Linked DNA regions of Mus musculus: region 2 is linked to region 1. A link is a contact called in ENCODE Hi-C or POLR2A ChIA-PET data. All regions are on one chromosome and are shown on one strand. The core of a region is the stretch at or near the end of the contact, and the rest is flanking DNA. Distances in the headings are between cores, read along the strand shown.

Region 1 (2,700 bases), core at 5-2,504:
GGCTGGGGGTGGGGTGTCATTTCTTTAGTCCTCCTCTTCTTTGTTGGAGGTGGCAGCCAGCCAGGGCCAAGCAGTCCTGGCAGCTTGTGTGTCTACAGTAACTCCAATGCCTGCCTGCATCTTCATAGGGTTGTTTCTCCATTCAAATTCTCGTCTTCTCTTAAGGGCACCGTAACCGTGGCTTTAAGTCACTTCCACCACTAATGTACGTTTATCATATCTCCTAAGACCTGGCCAGACATTTGGGATCTTGAGAGAAGGATCCCTGGGAATTGCTGTTAGTGTTCTTGCCCTTGGTATGACAAAATAAGATACACTGGGAAGCAAAACAACTCAGCATAGTAACTGGCTCCCTAACAAACAGGCTCTCCTTCCAGCTTGGCAGCAGGTTTCTCAGACCCTGGCTCTTGCCCTAGGGCGTACACTTTCCAGCCCAGAAGATTTCTCACTGGAACAAGATGTGGCCCTTCTAATCAAATGCTACATTCGGCTGTGTATGGTGACCCAGATCTGCAGTCCCAGGTCTGAGGTGGCAGGAAGATCAGAAGTTGGAGCTCACCATATTTCACCAAGCTAAACTCAGGGCCGGAGAGATGGAGAGAGACACCTCCCCCCTCCCCGCTTCCAGGTCTCTTTATGTAGCCCAGGTTGGCCTCGCACTCAAACTTGAGATTCACTTCTCTCGAGTCCAAATGCTGGGATTGCAGGCACCATCACGTCATACGTCACGCCCATTTTTAACCTCCTACAGATATCGATATTGGGGGCGCCCTTCCAGTGACACCACTGACCCAGGCCTCTCAGGCCAGTTGCTTGGAAGAACTCTGGGCTCTTTGAGCGTCAGGTCCTGCCGTTCAGAATAGTGATGTGTGACTCGAGCCTGCCAAGCTAGGAAGCTCCACGTCCTCGAGAGGATCGGGTCCTGGGAAACGAGGTTCCCTGACACTTAGCCAGGCTGTGCCGCAAGGTACAGACCTTTGGGCACAGACCTGGGGCCCCTCCGTGTCGTGTGCCTCACGACAAACACGTGTTAGACGGCAGAACTTCTCCTTTCGAGCTTTTGAGCACAACTCCCAGAGCAAGCAGACACCCCGCTGTGGAGGCCCGGCGTCCAGCCGAGCTTGGCGGAGCCAGAGTGGGGGTGGAGAGGGGAAGGGGTGTGGGGGGGCGGGGTGAGTGGGAGGCCGTTCTGCGGCCCAGGATTGGCGGGTGTCGGCCCTCCGCCCCCCGGCGCCGGGCCAATCGCCGAAGCCTGTTGTGTGTGGCTGGGTTGGTTCTAGACCCGCCACCCTTCCCTGGGATCTGAGCTGGGATCCTGTCCGAGCGTGCTCTCCATCCTAGCACAGGCCGAGCCGTTTTCCCGCGTCCGAGTCTAGGTGAGCTCCGGCCGCACTGACTCCCACGCCGCGCACACAGCGAGATCCTCGCTGCGGTTCGGTAGCCCGCGGGCACTCCCCATCCCTGGGCACGGACTTGGCTTCCTCTGTACCTGGACGCGCAGCTCGTGAGCCCGGTGCCTGACGCGCAGCTCGCTAAGGTCCCCGTGCTCCCACCGGGGCGTCCTGACTTGTCCCTCCACCTCGATGCCACCTGCGTCCATTGCCCTCTTCCCGCTAGTATCGACCTCCCCGCAGCCCTATGCTGAGCACCCACGTGGCCTCAGGTCCCACGACTGCTAGTCTCTGAACGTGGAGCCGGGTTCTAGGGTGACGCGCTAGAGACAAAACTGGGTCATCGATTTCCCCAGTTTTGGATGGAGACCGCTGTTTCGCAAATTGTTCTTTGGGGCACTGGTGCCGGGGTGAGGGTAAATATTGAAGTAGTGTCGTGCGGGGTGGCGGAGTCGTGGGAGAGCGGGTTCTCCTCCTTGTGCGGGACCCAGTTGGGGCGGGGGAGGGCGCGAGACCTAGGGCTGTACACCTGCGGAGAGTTTCCCACGTCACTGCCACACACTGATCGAGTGGCCAGGCGGTCTGTGCGGGAGCGTCATAGTCCTAGGAAAACCCCACTGGAAGAGCGGCCTCTCCGTGTGAGTAGGGAGGGAAGCAGGATACCCTGGGCCACATTCGCCAAGTTTGGGTTCGGGTTGTTCTATGGCTTCCCGTTCCACGAGGACGCTTAAGTGATGGCACTGGGAGAACTGCGCCTGCCATGGGTTTTGGAGAGTTCTACAGCCCGGGTCGCCTAGCAAGAGGACTTTTTAGAGGGCTCTTTTGTTTGTTTGTTTGCTTGTTTGCTTGCTTGCTTGTTTTTCGAGACAGGGTTTCTCTGAATAGCCCTGGCACTCACTTTGTAGACCAGGCTGGCCTCGCCTCGAACTCAGAAATCCACCTGCCTCTGCCTCCGGAGTGCGAGTGCTGAGATTAAGGCGTGCGCCACCTCTCCCGGTTTAGAGAGGGCTCTTGAACCTAAGGAGAGAAGCACCTGTCTAGGCCACCGCCTGGGCGCATGCGTTTTGATGTTAGTTGCTCCTCCCCCACCAAGGGAATGAATAAGATGGGCCAGTGCCAGGTAGGCTCCTGACGTCATTTTAGAGTGCTAGATCACATCTAGAATACTTAGAACACCTAGTTGTTCATGTTAGGCAAACAGAAGTTTGGGGATATGGAGAGATGGCTCAGTGGTTAAGAGCCCTTGGAGTTCTTGCAGAAGCCACTAGTGGCTCACAATCATCTGTACCTACATTTCCAGGGGATCTGA
Region 2 (2,700 bases), core at 17-2,516, 120 kb after region 1:
TGGGTAAATGAAAACAACTTTATTTCCCTAATCTTTGCAGAAATTTCCCAAAATAGGCACTTGGAAAGTTTTTATTAAAAATAAAGACTTTGCCAGCTTCGTTATACAAAGCTTCAGGATATCTTGGAGAAGAGCCTGGTTCTATGTTCTGCAGAAACCTGGGGCTCAGGGGTTGGGAGGATGGGAGACAGATGCTTCTGAGAAAAGCTCTTGCTGTCACGTGTCCTGCAAAGCCTCAGTTAGACAGACCTGTGTTGGGGGGAGGGGGGGAGCCTGTGTTAGCATGGGGGAGGGGGGAGGGAAGTGCTGGCCTCTGGATGGCAGCCATCATGCCGGCTGTAACACTCAGGCCTGGATCCTGGATGCAAGGCCCAGTTGGCTCTCAGCCCAAGACTCCTGGGTCTTAATACAGGGCAGCCAGTTTACTCTACTGGCTATTTTGTTACTTTACAAAATACTATGTTTCTTTTTGCAAAATTATCTCCCTACAGTTAGTAAAGTTGCAGAAACACTATCTACTAGTAAATAGGATGTAGATAATTGCTTCAGAAGTGTTACAATTTGAGAAGAATCTTATTGTAATTCAGCCGGCAACCGCTAAGGTATGTGTTAGATCCTAGGATGCTTCATGCTAGGGAGGGGGTTGGGGGGTGGAGCAAAAGAACCGGAAAACTTCTATTTATACTGATGATTCTCCGTGTGTGTACAAATTATGTGTACCGATACACGCTGGAAAAAAATCGCTGGGAGCAATATACCTGAAGGAATAATTAAACAGTGCCCATTTGACGACGGGAGCCCTCTGTCACCTGTATTTTATATTGCTGTGAGCATTTCCTGCTTTGGGGCCAGTTCAATGACAGCTCTTGACAAGCAAGCGCAGGGCCCTAGGTTCCATCCACCGAACCCAACCCAAACAAAACCCAATACTAGTTTTGCAGAGAAAGCCAGGTTTCGTTTTAAAAACAGCCTCAGTGACTCGGTTTCACTCCTGCAGAGAAAACCCTTCTGTCCGGGTCAGGTGAGCACAGGCCCTAGGACCCCTCTCCGCACCGGGCCCACGGGTGCAGTTAAGGGTCAGGCTAAGGGCCCGGTATGTCCCGCCCGTTAGCCCTTTACCTTCAGCGCCCGGATCCGTCCTCCCCGCAGGAGGAGAGAGACCGCCATGGCACAAATGCCAAGAGCGGAGGTCGCACTTAGGTACGTGACCTACTTGTGCACACGCACCACCCCAGGCTCCGCCCCGCGTCCACGTTCACCAATCGCACACCATGGTGGACCCAAGCGTTTGCGCGCGCATTCTGGGAGGGCTCCTTAAGGCCACGCCCCTAACTGAGTCCACCAATTCCGGGTTCGGGAAAGCGTGGGGTCCTCCCCTGGGTAGATCCCGCTGAAAGTCCCGCCCCTCCGATTTGGGCCTGCCCACCTTGCCCTGATCTCGCCCTTAACTCTGGTCTGTAACCTACCAAAATTGCACAGCTAGAATCATGTCCTTTGCGTTTCTGGTTCGACTTGAGAGACTTCTGTGTTTGGTGAGATCTTTGTGAGTTTGTTGTTTCTTGGAGATACAACTCGGTGGTAGTGCGCTTGCCCAGTAGGGGCGTGGTCTTGAACAAACAAACCAGAAGCTGGGCATGGAGGTGCCCACCTACCATACCAGCAGTAGGGCTAGTTCAAAGACAGCCTGCTCTTTTACAGAGTAACTGTAAAGATTGTTTGTAATCAATAGATAAACTTGGGGCTAGAGAGATGGCTCAGCGATTAAGAGCACTGACAGCTCTTCCAGAGGTCATGAGCTCAAATCCCAGCAACCACATAGTGGCTCATAACCCTCTATAGTGAGATCTGATGCCCTCTTCTGGTGTCTGAAAATAGCTACAGTATACTTATATATAACAATTAAGTGTGGGGGGGGGGGAGGAGAAAGAAAAGTACCTGTCATTTGTCCCTATTATACACACACACACACACACACACACACACACACATATATATATATATACTCACACACATGCACACCCAACTTCACCAGTTGAGGACCAAGCCTTTAACACACAAAGCTTTTTGGAGAACCATATCTAAGGCACAGCTGTGTTACAGTATGTGTTATTGGAATTCCTCTTCCCACTGATTGATTGGTGGCCCCTCGCACACGTTTGCCCAGTGCACAGTAAGTATTTCACATAGATGGTTATGTCTATACCTCCAATTTTCCACCAAGGAAAATTCAATGTCAGTGAAAGGATTCAGAACAATGAAATGAATTACTGAGAAGAAAAAAAAATATTAGAGCTGTTAATGCTGTGTCCAGGCTGTCAGGGGGACAATGGCATGACGGGAGCTCCAAGGAGTGTTCAGGCTCCAGAGACAGAGTGCATTGCAGGCCTCTGAAGACTGGAGACAGCCCATGTGAGAGCATCTTCTAGATCTGAGAATGGGAAAGGTTTCTGTGACATGAGATTGCTACGGACACTGTGGGCTGAGAAGAAGCTCGATCTACCACACAAATAATTGTCCTTCTTCACCTACTCTTGTCTCCAGGGGACACTTGCATGCTTTAGAGGTGAGTAAATAATACTGAGGGGAACGGGTACCACCTGTCCTTTGTGGGACTGGAGTTGGAGCTGTAAAACCATAGGACTCAAAACCTCCACTTCTCACAGCCGACCAGTTTAGACGCTGGAGGAACTGGGAGATGCA

Evidence for each region. A loop is a pair of places that touch in the nucleus more often than their neighbours do. ChIA-PET counts read pairs that join two places held with the same protein, here RNA polymerase II (POLR2A).
Region 2: a loop to region 1 is called in a map of mouse trophoblast stem cell, with 2.0 times the contacts of the local background. The contact joins the promoter of Ndufv3 here to the promoter of Cbs in region 1. A Hi-C loop is called at or near these places in 5 of 37 maps with a recorded cell type or tissue (CH12F3, T-helper 1 cell, mouse embryonic stem cell and 1 more). POLR2A ChIA-PET finds 5 or more read pairs at or near these places in 3 of 5 experiments (Patski and embryonic stem cell).

What each region holds. Positions count from the first base shown.
Region 1 is chr17:31,635,759-31,638,458 of GRCm38, reverse strand. It overlaps Cbs (cystathionine beta-synthase), which reads left to right and starts at 1,254. Exons shown (of 17, transcript NM_144855.3): 1 at 1,254-1,376.
Region 2 is chr17:31,518,681-31,521,380 of GRCm38, reverse strand. Ndufv3 (NADH:ubiquinone oxidoreductase core subunit V3) reads right to left here and starts at 1,266. Exons shown (of 4, transcript NM_030087.2): 1 at 1,120-1,266. The coding sequence starts at 1,167. It also overlaps a transcript of Wdr4 not described here.